Linked DNA regions of Mus musculus: region 1 is linked to region 2. Evidence: chromatin contacts called from ENCODE Hi-C data. All regions are on one chromosome and are shown on one strand. The core of a region is the stretch at or near the end of the contact, and the rest is flanking DNA. Distances in the headings are between cores, read along the strand shown.

Region 1 (5,927 bases), core at 1,785-4,284, 6.0 Mb before region 2:
GATAGCCACTGTCCCCAGATGAAGGGCGTGAGCCCAGTTCAGGTTTCTCAGGTGTGTCCATCTCTTGGGCACTATATGAAGCAAGAAGGTACCATCCTGCTCCCATATACATTTACCCAGGAAGGTTCAACTCACTCTTTCCATGGACAGTGCCCCTAGAAATATCTCCAAGTAAACTACCTCTAGAACACTTCCTACTTCTTTTCCCTCCTCTGATGTCTCTGCATTCAGAGGGCCAGCTGTAGTGCAAACCTACTCTCAAGTTTGTGATCGCCGTGCAGGAGCCAAGCCCTGTCAGAATCTCAGTACCATCGTCTGCAAAACCGGCCTCGACTACACCTTTAATTAGAGCACAGCAAATGTACACTACTACAAACAGCAGCCCACTGGACAAAAGGCACCACCTAGTGGTCACAACGCAGAAGTCCTCTTGCGCGCAGGACAAGTCCAATCCCGAAGGGGGCGCAGCATCTCATAAAAACTAAAGGGAACAAGAAGGGGGAAAAAGAACAACCCATCTCTCAGTTTATTGAAGGAGGAAAAGGGTGGGAGAGGGGGAACAATAAAATGCTTTTGCTTCGTTTATAAAGAGCGAGTTCTCAGGAGGTCCCTTCTCAAGGACACGCGGGGTACCTCTCACCCAACTACCAACAGCAGGAAAGCCAAGCCAAGAAAGGAAAAAGAAAGGAGGGGCCCAGGAACCCCAAACACCCTCTCTGACAGGAGCCACAAGCTCTCTCCCCCCACCCACAATGTATCTACCCCAGGGGACCCATCTGGGCAGAGGAAAGGGTATATACATAGGTTAGGGTGGTACAGGGTTGGGTGCGGTAGGGAATAATTTATCCGCAGATGCGGTGATGGTTAAGGGGGAGGGGAAAGAAGCCTGGCAGTGGCAGCCTAGGGGTCTCTTTCTTTCTTGACCTTGATGTCACCAGCAAGAATAGTAGCGATCTCGCCCTGCATGAAGGCCCAGGGGACAGAGGAACCCACCAGTGGACATTTGTCTCCACTGGGGCAGTACACCTCTCCGGCTGGGCCCTGTGCCTTGATAAACTCTCGGGAGCAAGGAAAGCAGAACTTGTGTCCGGGTACCGAGGGACACTGCACGAAGTGGGTGTCTTCCAGCCTTTCTCTGCACAGGGTACAGCACAAGGGGGCTCCAGGGGTCGCCCCTGTGCCGCTACCACCCCCGCTGACAGCTTCAGCCCCGGCAGTGGGGCTGACTTCTGCCTCTCCATTGCGTGCCACCAAACGATGCTGGGCCGGTGGTTGGGTTGTGGAGGAAGCCGCGGGGCTAGCACCCCCTGCGCGGACAGAGCCTCCACCCCCACCAGGGTCCTTGGGTGAGTGGCCCAGAGCCTCGGCCACATTCTTGAGGGCAGCAATAGGTGAGGGCACACCAGGGGTCTCTGAAGAGTATGGACCGCCTGGCGCCACCCAGTGCCGCTGTTGCTGCTCCTCCGTGGTCATCTTCCCAGCTGTCTCGCCCTCGGGCTCAGGGGATGCTTTGCGACGGCGTGGAGTGGGCGCCAGGTTTCGGGATGGGGCTCTTGGAGGTGGGCCACACAGAGCAGCAGGGGCCGGTTCTGGGTACTGCTGGGGCAGGGCCTCCGCAGGAGCAGGCTCTCGGAAGCTGCGGACCCCATCCGTAAGCAGCTCTCCTAACTGGCGCCATTCCCCTGAACCATGGCGCCGTTCATACTCGAGGTACTTGAAGCCCGATGAGGCCAGGGCCTTCCCTGGCTCTCGAAGAGCATCATGAAACATCTGGCGAGCCACTGCAAGGACCCCCGCGTAAACATTGCCAGAACCACAGGGGTATTCGGTGAAGAGCTTCAGCTCGAACTCATAGCCCGGAGGGCGGGCAGTGGCATCAAAGGCGAACACCCGTCCCACCAGCCCGTGGTCCTTCTTGAATCGAACATTGAAAGGGGCACAGGCGGACAGAGCCAGTAGCTGTTCCCTTACAGCCTTGGGACGCCCATGCCACTCCTCCGCCCGGCCCCGCATGGCCTCGTTCAGTTCTGCCAAGCAGTCCGCATTCCTCTGCTGCTTCTCCTTCTCGAAATCGGAGCCGAAAAGTGGACGAGCGGGGCTTAAGCCAGGTGCCAGCGTCAGAGCTCGGCCTCCAAGGCCAGACACTGCAGCTGCCAGCAGCCCGGGGGGCATCAAGCTGGGGATGGAGCCAAGCAAAGCCCTGCGTGCCCCTTCCGCCACGGCCTCCTCGCGGCCCAGCCCGTTGGCCAAGCGGGACCCCAGGGTGTACTCCAAAGCCGGCGAAGGCAGCGCCAGGCGGCTGGATGAAGTAGCCCTGTCATAGCGGTCCGGGCCTGAGACGCTACCGCCGGTCCCCGATGGCTGCGCCTGGGCCTGCGGGGGTGGCAACTGGGAGCCCTGGGAGCCCGTGGAGGCTAGGTCCTTGGAAGTCGGGTGCTTGAGAGCCGGGGGTCCGGGCGAGCGGCCCTCGGGGAGCACGTGGCTGCGCTTGAGCTGGCGGGCGGCGTCGATGAGCAGCTCGATGCGGTCCGCGCCCTCGAAATTCACGCACCCGCGGCACACAGCCTCGCTGAAGTCCCACACCATGGCCCACGGCATCTTGGGCAGGTCGCACAGGTAGCACCACTGGCGGCGGGACGCTTGCACGGACGCCATGGCGCCCCCCGGAACGCCGCCAGGTGCCCCTGCTGTGCACCCGCCGCCCACGTTCGCTCCGCCGTGCCCCGGGACGGGCGCGCGAGCCGCTCAATCCGGCCTCGGGCTCGGCCTCCCCGCCGGATTCAGGCCCGGCCCCCCTTCCCCGCCCCCTGGGCCCTCAGCCTTTTTTTTCCTCTCTCTCTCACTCCCGCCTCCGGTGGAAAAGGCAAGCCACGAGCACGCACGTCGGCGCCCCCGTCCGGTCCGCGCCGTGAGCCGCGATGCACAGCTCCAGCTCCTCGATGGGCCTCGGGCGCCGCCGCCCCAGGCTCCCGCCGCTCCGCTCGCGCCGCCGACGCCGCTGCAACGGCCGCCGTCGCCTCCACCTCCTTCTTCTGCCCCAGAGGCCGCTTCGCAGGGAAAGTTACATAACGCGCGGGCAAAGCCTTCTGGGAAATGTAGTCCCGTCGGGGCTGCTTCTTAAAGGGGACTGGGTAGAAAGCAGTGGCGGGAAAAGAGGGCGCGCGCTGGTCTGGGTGCTTAATTTTCACTGTGCCTCGCCAGGAAGCTGGGGTTCGCACACAGGGTCCATGGAGTGGGTAATGGTTTCATAAATGCTCGGGTGGCCAAGTTGCTGTGGATGCAATTTCCCCCCTTTCCCCGCCCCCTCTTTCTTTCTTTTTTTTTTTTTTAAACAATCTTTTTTTTTTTTTTTTAGATTTATTTATTTATTTATTTATTATATGTAAGTACACTGCAGCTGTCCTCAGACACTCCAGAAGAGGGAGTCAGATCTCGTTACGGATGGTTGTGAGCCACCATGTGGTTGCTGGGATTTGAACTCCTGACCTTCGGAAGAGCAGTCGGGTGCTCTTACCCACTGAGCCATCTCACCAGCCCCCCCTCTTTCTTTCTTAAGACTTAGATTTATTCTTTAGCTCAGGTTGGCCTAGAAGGCTAGCCTATGTAGTCTAGGCTGGCCTCAAACTTGCTGCAATCTCCCTGCTTCAGCCTCCTTGTGGGTTTACAGTCCCGACACCATACCCAGAAGCCGGAAAGCAGTTTCTGCTCTGATTTGCTGAGCAGTTCTAGAAGAGTCTTGCCCTCTCTTAGAATCCCGCCCCTTCAAGAAGGGCCAATAACCGGTTAGAAAGGCAGCAGCTTTGGGGGAATTGGGGCGGAGAGGCTCTGATTGGACGGTTTCAAGGGGATGGTTTCAGGCAACTCTTGGAGAGTAGTGTCTACTTGGCAGTTTGTCCTTCCCAGTGTCTTAGGTACTAGCCTCAAGGGCGGCCCAGAGGCTACAGGATGATAAGACTGTAGGCTTCCGAGCCAGGCGGCTGCCTTAGTTTCCTCATCTGCTAAAGAACGTTCTCTGAGCCTGCCAATTCTGCTCCAGCTGTGCACGTATTTGGTCTCTAAAGGGTTACAGAGTTGGCTTCTCGGTACACCTCCAATTTCACTACAATTCCCAAAATGCTCTGCGAGATGGACGCACTGACGTACTTCCTCTGCTTGGAAGCTTGGGGGGGGAAGGCCTTCCCGATTCTTGCCCCCCCCCCTTGCTAGCAGGGAATTTCGCCCTCTCCCTCCACCCCCACCCCCCAGGTTAGGGGGCTCTTATTACTCTTATATTTGGAATGAGGAAGCCAAGAGGAGATTGCTGGGAAGGGCAACCCCAAACCTCCAAGTGCTTAATGGCCTGGTGGGCCCAATCGGCTGTGGGCACCCCATGTTTTTAGCTTTTTTGGGGGGGTGGGGGGAGCTAGGAGAAGCGACATATGTCTCCAGGACCTAGCTCACATCAGCCCTTTCCCCTCACTTGGCCTGGATCCCCGCTGGTGGTCTCAATTCCCCCCCCCCCCCCCAGTGTCTTCTTTGCGTTCTTCCAGGTTTGCACTTAGTGGAGGCTTGGTGGTTTTCTCACCCCCACCCCAGAGTAGTCACAGCAGCCCTGGCTTTCTATTTCAGCGTTACAATTTAACTACCACCTGCATTACTGTTTTAACACTTCTCCCTTAAACAAATTGCCTATTTTTATCGTTTCCTGGGAGATACTATGTTCACAACCATAGGTTTCCTGTACTACTGTTTATTTACTTTCTCCTGCTTATACGTGGTACTGGGATGGAATCCAGGGCCTTATGCTAAGTGCTCTAGTGCTGAGATGTACTACCAGCCTGTATTTTTAATTTTGAAACTGGGCCTCACTAGGTGGTCCAGGCTGGCTGGCCTGAGCTCTGGGTCCTCCTTCCTTAACCTCCTGGGGGCTGAGATTTCAAAAATACATTAACCATGCCTGGCTTTATTTATTTTTCCTTTTTCTAACGATAGGTCTCTGAAGCACAGGTTAGCCTTGAACTCACAGCAAGCCTCCCTAGTACAGGAATGGCAAGTATGAGCCATGATCCCTTGATAGGCTCTTTAAGGCTGTAAAAGCCTATTTTTCGTTCTGCCCCGTCTCTGTCCTTGCCTGAGTTAACTACCCAATTACTTTATTGAACTGCTCTTAACAGACCTAGATAAACTCTGTTTGTTGCAACCTTCAAGTGTGTGCTTCTGCACCAGGGTTAGTTAAGGCTTTTAGAGGGGCAATCACCTGCCTCAAGTTCAGGAGGCATGTCCTCTGGGGCGGGGTGGAGCAGTCCCTAAGTGCTGGACTCCCAAGGCCTGTCTCAGAGCCTCAAGTTAATTGTATGAAAATAAGTTTATTGACATCTTGTCAGCACTGAGGAGAAAGGAAGGGAGGGGCTGAGCTCCGGAGGTCAGACACACCTCGCAGCAATGAGAGGCAAAGGACCCAACCTATACCTCCCCCAGTCAGAATTCTGCCTCCTCCTCGGAGTCCTCTGCCTTCTATATTCTGATTTGTCTAGCAACTGCCAACCCTTCCGAAGAAGTCTGGGCTGGGGGAGTAGGGAGGTCCCCACACGTTGCTTCTCTTTAAGTCATGAACAGTAACTATTAGGCAAAGGAGCATGTCGCAGAGCCAGGAGGTCCCCCTCCCACCCCACAAAGGGCAATATAGTAACATAAAATTGATGGCTTAGAAGTTGGGGTTACAGGAGGCAGTCAGGCGGACACCACTGTACCAGAGAAAGGGGCTGAGGGAGTCCACCCGGGGACTCGCCCAGAGAATCAGGCACTAACTAGCACAGGAAGTGGGGTGCTCACGCCCCTAGAGCAGGAAGCCAGGGTGCAGCTGGGATAGGCAAAGAGCATCTTCCTCCTCGACTGCGCCTGCGCCAAGCAGGGAGAGGGGTTGCAGGCAGGAGCTTGGACAAGGGTAG
Region 2 (6,220 bases), core at 3,199-5,698:
ATGAGCTAGCCTTAAAAAGTCAGGAGGAGGAGGGTGCTGCTGGCTAAGTCTGGAATGTAGAACCGCGGGTCATGCTGGGTGGCACAAATGCTGTCAGATGGCAAAGAGCAGAACAGAGTCCGAACCTGTTCTGGCCATGTTTTTCAAGCTGTGACCAGACAAGCAACAAGAAGCATTTAGACTCTGGCTTCGGCTGGATTCCTAGATGACAGCCTGAAGTCACTGACCCATCCTGAGCTATTTCCTTCTGCCTCCCAAGCACCCTAAGCTCACTCAACATAAGCCAATCGAGAGGCACAATGCCACTCGAGAGAGCCAATGCCACTTCTGCTGTTCTCTAAGCCGCAGTTATGAGTCCTATACCCACGTCCACCTTGGACCCTAGAACTACACAGTTGCTCACAGCCTGTTGCACAATAGAAATCTATTTTAAGGAACAAGAGTCTCGATGTGTTGCCTAGGGTATCCCTGAGCGCCTGGGCTCAAGCCAACTTGATGCCTCAAGCCTCCAGAGCAATTCGAAATTTAAACTAGTTTACATCAATCCGAATCTGGGATTGCGGTGGGATTAGGGGAGCCTGCTTCTGCACCCTTCGACAACGTCCCTTAAAACGTCCAGGCCCTGCGTTTGCTGAATCCTCAGAGAGCAAAGATCCAGTCTAGCCCGGTTCCGCTGCGCTCCGCGTAAGTGTAAGATTGAATGGAACCACCGAGAGCCAAACGGCCACTCACTACCCGCCTCGCTCAAAAATGGTCGCAAGCACTGCTTCCTACTCTACTGGGTGCGCGTCCCAGGAAGTACCCGCTAGACCGCCGAATAGTCACCTCCACAAACGGAAATACCCGAGCTTAACCGAAAAAGACCGAACCTCAAACTACAATGAGGAGGAACCAGGGGGCTGCAAGGGTTGCGCAGGCGCAGAGCACAGCTGAGGCAGGAAAAACCGAAGTGGGCAGGCGACGGAAAGTGCCGAAGCGGCGGGGCGCCCGAGGCCGTTGCCGACCTCCGCATCGAAGCCGCGCCTGCCGCGGAAGCTGAGCCTCCACCGGTACCCTGCGGTACCCTGCCGCCGCAAGCGCGGCTACCGCCTCCTCCTTCCACCTCACCGCAGCCTCCTAGCAGAGGGAGCAAGTAGGCGGGAGAGCGGCGGACCTGTAAAGGCCGGCGTCCGCAGCCGCAGCGGGGCCTCACCAGACCCAAGCGGAAGAGGGGGAGGAGGGCGCGGGGACCGTAGCAGGGGCGGGGCCGAGGATCGCCGAGTCCTCCCGAGCACCTCCGAACACACCCGAGGTGCTTAGCCAGGCCAGAGCCGGACTACGGGAGCCGAGGCGGGCCGTGCGGTGGGCGCGGAGCAGCGCGGCAGGCCGGGCGAGCGGCAGCGGAGGAGGCCGCGGTAGCGGGTCCGAGGAGCGGAAGCGGCGCAGGCGGCGGCGGGGGGCCGGGTGGCCGGGGTCCCGGGCCCCCGCGGCGGCGGGCTGCGGCGGCGGCGGCAGGATGATCAAGCTGTTCTCGCTGAAGCAGCAGAAGAAGGAGGAGGAGTCGGCCGGCGGCACCAAGGGCAGCAGCAAGAAGGCGTCGGCGGCGCAGCTCCGGATTCAGAAGGGTAGGGGTCGGGACCCTGCGTTCGAGGTCAGGGACCGTGGCGAGAAAATGCGGCCCCTGATATTTGGTATTGGTGGTCAGGTTTCGAGGGTTGTGATGCGGGACTGGGGGTGCGGTCACTAGGGAGGGTCATAGATTGGGGCGTTGGGATACTCGGGCCTGGAGTGTTAGGGACGCGGAATCTGTTAGGGGAGGGGTATAGTTTTGAGAGTCAGACGAGAACTTTGCTCTGGGGTGCCGTGTCGTGAAGATTGTGAAGGTTACGAATTGGGAATAAGTGGGAGACGGTTTAGTGTTTTAAACTGGGGACTCGTGGCCCAAGACTCAGGTCCAGAGGGTCAGGCAGAGCAATTTTGAGTTTGAGGTGAAGAGGAGGGAGAAAAGAAGGTTACAGGAACTAAAAAATGTGAGTGTGGGTCAATTTAAGCTACCATACAGGAAATCTCAAGGATGAGATGGGATCTTGGGCTTGTAATAAGATGGAGACGAGGAAGGACAGTGGAGGTGGGTGGTTGATGAGAAGGGGTGACTTAGTGTTGGGGGGCCGGTGTCATGGTCCTTGAATTGCGGTGGACAGATAAACAGTAGTGAGTGGAGATAATGACTAGAGATAGAAAACCTCAGGTTTAAGGTGCTCAGGGTTCTTGGAAGCAAGGGTTATGGGAGTAGAGGTTCTTGGGGACTATGTTGTGGGAACTTGTGGAGGACTTAGCTGGGTAAGGGTTTTCCCAAGAGATGGGCAGTTATACTTGAAGATGCTTGTATATGGGATACTGTGTATCCAGAAGAGTCCACGTAGAGACTGGAAAGTGGAAAGAATATGGAGTAGTACAGACTGAGTTAAAGTACACCACACAAAGCTCTTCAGGTCTAGAAAGCGAACTTATGGGTTCTGCTGACACATGCCCAGACCTCCTTTCTTTTACCTGTTTCTCTCCCTTTCCATGCTGTCCAAACCTAGACATTAACGAGCTGAACCTGCCCAAGACGTGTGACATCAGCTTCTCAGACCCAGACGACCTCCTCAACTTCAAGCTGGTGATCTGTCCTGATGAAGTAAGAGTAAAACAGGGCAGGATTCCCAAGAACAGACCAGGGGTGGCCCCATAAGAGTAGGGTCTTCATTCACTCTCCCCCTTCCTCTTCCAGGGCTTCTACAAAAGTGGCAAGTTTGTATTCAGCTTTAAGGTGAGTCTCAAGTGTACAAAGGTAGCTCTGTGGAGAAGACTGGGTACAACCAAAACACCTTCCCATCTCCTTTCTCTTTTTACACCTTCCCATCTCCTTTCTCTTTTTCTGGAGCCAGGTGGGACAGGGTTACCCACATGACCCTCCCAAGGTGAAGTGTGAAACAATGGTTTATCATCCCAACATTGACCTCGAGGGCAACGTCTGCCTCAACATCCTCAGGTGAGGGCACTGCCTTCCTTTCCCTCCCAAGACCTGCCTTCCAGGTATCCTCAGCCTTCTGTGGACACTGCATCTATCTCTGTCCTTCCCTCCCCTTTATGGTCAATCTGTTTCTGTCTTAGTTGTTTTTCTAATGACCTGACCTTGGCTTTCTCTGTGTCCTGCCCTGTCCCGTATCTTCACTCTTAGATCTCACACTTCAATGTTAAAAGGCCTTCTATGGGCCTAACCTGTTCAGTATTAGCAGGGCCTGTAGCAGCCTCCCACTCACCAGCCCCTGATAACCTTGATGCTCTCTGCCCACAGAGAGGACTGGAAGCCAGTCCTTACGATAAACTCCATAATTTATGGCCTGCAGTATCTCTTCTTGGTAAGTAGGGTTAGGCATTTGAAGCTGAGGGTTTGTTGGCCATCTGCCTCTCTCTTGCCTGTTGACTTCCACTTGTACCGGCCACAGGAGCCGAACCCTGAGGACCCACTGAACAAGGAGGCTGCTGAGGTCCTGCAGAACAACCGGCGGCTGTTTGAACAAAATGTGCAGCGCTCCATGAGAGGTGGTTACATCGGGTCCACCTACTTCGAGCGCTGCCTGAAATAGGGTTAGCAATTACCCATCCCTGCCAGGGTTACCGGCCCAGGCATCCCCTGCAAATATTTATTGGGGGCCCGGGTAAGGTGTGTGGGGTAGCCTTGGCCCCTGCCTTGGCCTTGCCTCTCTTCCCTGTCACCTGCCCCTAGTTATTTTTTTTTTGACCACCACGTGATTATGGTCGGTGCTGCCTCCCCCCCGACCTGCTCAGCGATGGGAAATGAATTGGCTTGTTTAGCGCCCCCCCCCTCCCGCTGGGTGCTGTCCAACTCCCCACTCTTGACTGTGGGGTAAGTGGGCAATGGGCCTGGGTCGCTAGGCCCAAGCAACCCACCCCACCACCACTGGAGGTCCCACCAGGCTATTAAAGGGGAATGTTACTGCATGGCCTCTGCCTCTTCCTTCTGTGGGGTGGGAGGTACAAGTGAGGTCCACCAGCGTCTATAATGAAGATAAATGTGGCCGTGGATTGGGTGGGACCACTCACTGGGATGAGGTGCAAGCAATGGAAGAATCGGCTAATTTCAGCTCCTGGACCTTACACCAACATAAGGGAGCCTACAAGTCATTTCCAGGCTTGCCCCTTTATGCCATGTGTGGGCCTAATTTGGTTCGAGCCAAGCACTTGCTAAAATGCCATTTATTAACTGCCCAAAAGTGGGTGGAGTATGGGCCTTCCAGAATGAATAGCCAGTCGAGCTGTGCTCCCGCCATGGGCCTGTGAGGCTGGCTTGGGTGGGACCTGTACCTTCTGCTGAGGTGCGTGGCCCTTTGCGCATGCGCTTCTGTGGCTGGCTGTGCGCGTGCGTCCTAGCACTTCCCAGCATTCCCGGAGAGGGTGGGTCGTGTGACGTCAGGTCGCTTAATCCGGAAACGGCGGCCGCAGCAGGGGCTACCGAACCGAGGGGTTGTCGTTGGTGGAGTCTCAAGGCTTCGGAGGGGTAGAGGCGTGACCCGGAAGCGGAAACCCATCGTTCTCTCGGCTCCGGTGAGTGGTCTCTGCTGAGCCGCAGGTCCCGTTTGGTAGGCAGCGTAGGAGGGGGCTTTGGGCCGAGGCATCGGATGCCGCGCGGTCCGCCTGTCCCTACCCACATCGAGGTCTTCACCTCTTCCTGCCCTCGGTACGCAGGCTCAACATCTCCAAGACCTGTTCAGTGTCTGTCACGTCCTGAGCCTGAGAACGTCACTCCTACGCCCGCGAGCCTGGTTTCCTTGGCATTCATGCCCATTACCCCACCTTAGGGCCCAACTTCACATTTCAGAACCTACTCCATTCTATCCTCCCTTGTCGAGGGGCCTCACAACTACCCCCTCCTCAGTACTCAATCACCTTGATGTGCCTACTCAGGTCTGGGTCCCTGGAACAGTTCAGAACCACACCCTTAAGTCAGAAACAGGCTTGCCCCATCGTCTGTGGAAGCAGAGCAGAGAGTAGAGTGGGTGTGCTTGAGTCAGAAATGTATAACTAGTTCTCACCGGCTAATCCTTTTTGACTACTCAAGCGTACCTCCAGTTTCTACACCCTATCTACTTATGTGACCCTTTCTGTCTTTTGCTGCCCTGGGCCCTGCACTCTACAGCTAGTTCTGACGGTTGTCCCAGACCTGCTGGTGGAGTCTTACCACCATGGACCTGTTGTTTGGGCGCCGGAAGACGCCAGAGGAACTACTTCGGCAAAACCAGAGGGCCCTGAACCGAGCCATGAGAGAACTGGACAGGGAACGACAGAAACTAGAAACCCAGGAAAAGAAAATCATTGCGGACATCAAAAAGATGGCAAAGCAAGGCCAGATGGTAAGTGTCAAGTGATATGGGACACGAAGCAAGGTGCCGTCTCAGTCATTGTTTTAAGGATAACAGTGAAACAGTGCTTTGAGCAAACTATCATGAAGGGTTAACAGTAATTTCCCAATTTGGGGTGTCAGGGAGGACCTCTTCACAGATAGTACAAGTGAGCTTCCAGAAAGCTAGCCATCACGACAGCCAAATGTTGCCAAGTCAAGTAGCAAACTGGGAGACCAAGAGAGCTAAGGAGTAGAGGTGGACCAGACACACAGAAATGTAGGTTGCAGTGTGAGCTGTGATGAATAGGCAAGAGTTAAGGATGGGAGTAAGGACAAGAACAATTGCTCAGAGGTGGTTATTTCCTGGGGCTGTGCCAGCAACATTTAGGTAGGGAATAGAAGCTGCACCTTGAATGGATTTGTATGTGGTTCTAGATACAACCTGGATGAACGTCTTTTTTTAATTCACTGCCAGGGACTCCAGGATTTTGTAAATATGGGGCAGGGCCCTACCTCAGTCATATCCCTGGCCAAAGACAGATTCTTTTTGGGGGGGGGGGGGGAGACAGGGTTTCTCTATGTAACCCTGGCTGTCCTGGCACTCATCTGTAGACCAGGTTGGCCTCGAACTCAGAAATCCACTTGCCTCTGCCTCCCAAGTGCTGGGATTAAAGGCGTGTGCCACCACTGCCCGGCTCCCAAGACAGATTCTTGATACAGTCTAGGAGTGCAAATTGAATAAAAAGGTTGTGGATATCCTGGAGGTGACTCTGTACATTGAAGGAAATAGGTACTGAGCCTAGGCCTTTTATATACACATTCCTATACTTAGGT

Evidence for each region. A loop is a pair of places that touch in the nucleus more often than their neighbours do.
Region 1: a map of left cerebral cortex shows a loop between it and region 2 (6-fold over the local background). The contact joins the promoter of Irf2bp1 here to the promoter of Chmp2a in region 2. A Hi-C loop is called at or near these places in 2 of 37 maps with a recorded cell type or tissue (T-helper 17 cell and left cerebral cortex).

The regions. Positions count from the first base shown.
Region 1 is chr7:19,001,165-19,007,091 of GRCm38, reverse strand. Irf2bp1 (interferon regulatory factor 2 binding protein 1) reads right to left here and starts at 3,034. Exons shown (of 1, transcript NM_178757.4): 1 at 329-3,034. The coding sequence starts at 2,655. The coding sequence ends at 901. Mypop (Myb-related transcription factor, partner of profilin) reads right to left here. Exons shown (of 3, transcript NM_145579.3): 3 at 5,326-5,927.
Region 2 is chr7:13,033,005-13,039,224 of GRCm38, reverse strand. It overlaps Chmp2a (charged multivesicular body protein 2A), which reads left to right and starts at 4,448. Exons shown (of 6, transcript NM_026885.3): 1 at 4,448-4,590; 2 at 5,183-5,396. The coding sequence starts at 5,229. It overlaps Ube2m (ubiquitin-conjugating enzyme E2M), which reads left to right and starts at 1,247. Exons shown (of 6, transcript NM_145578.3): 1 at 1,247-1,604; 2 at 2,565-2,659; 3 at 2,753-2,791; 4 at 2,910-3,013; 5 at 3,320-3,383; 6 at 3,471-4,105. The coding sequence starts at 1,496. The coding sequence ends at 3,611.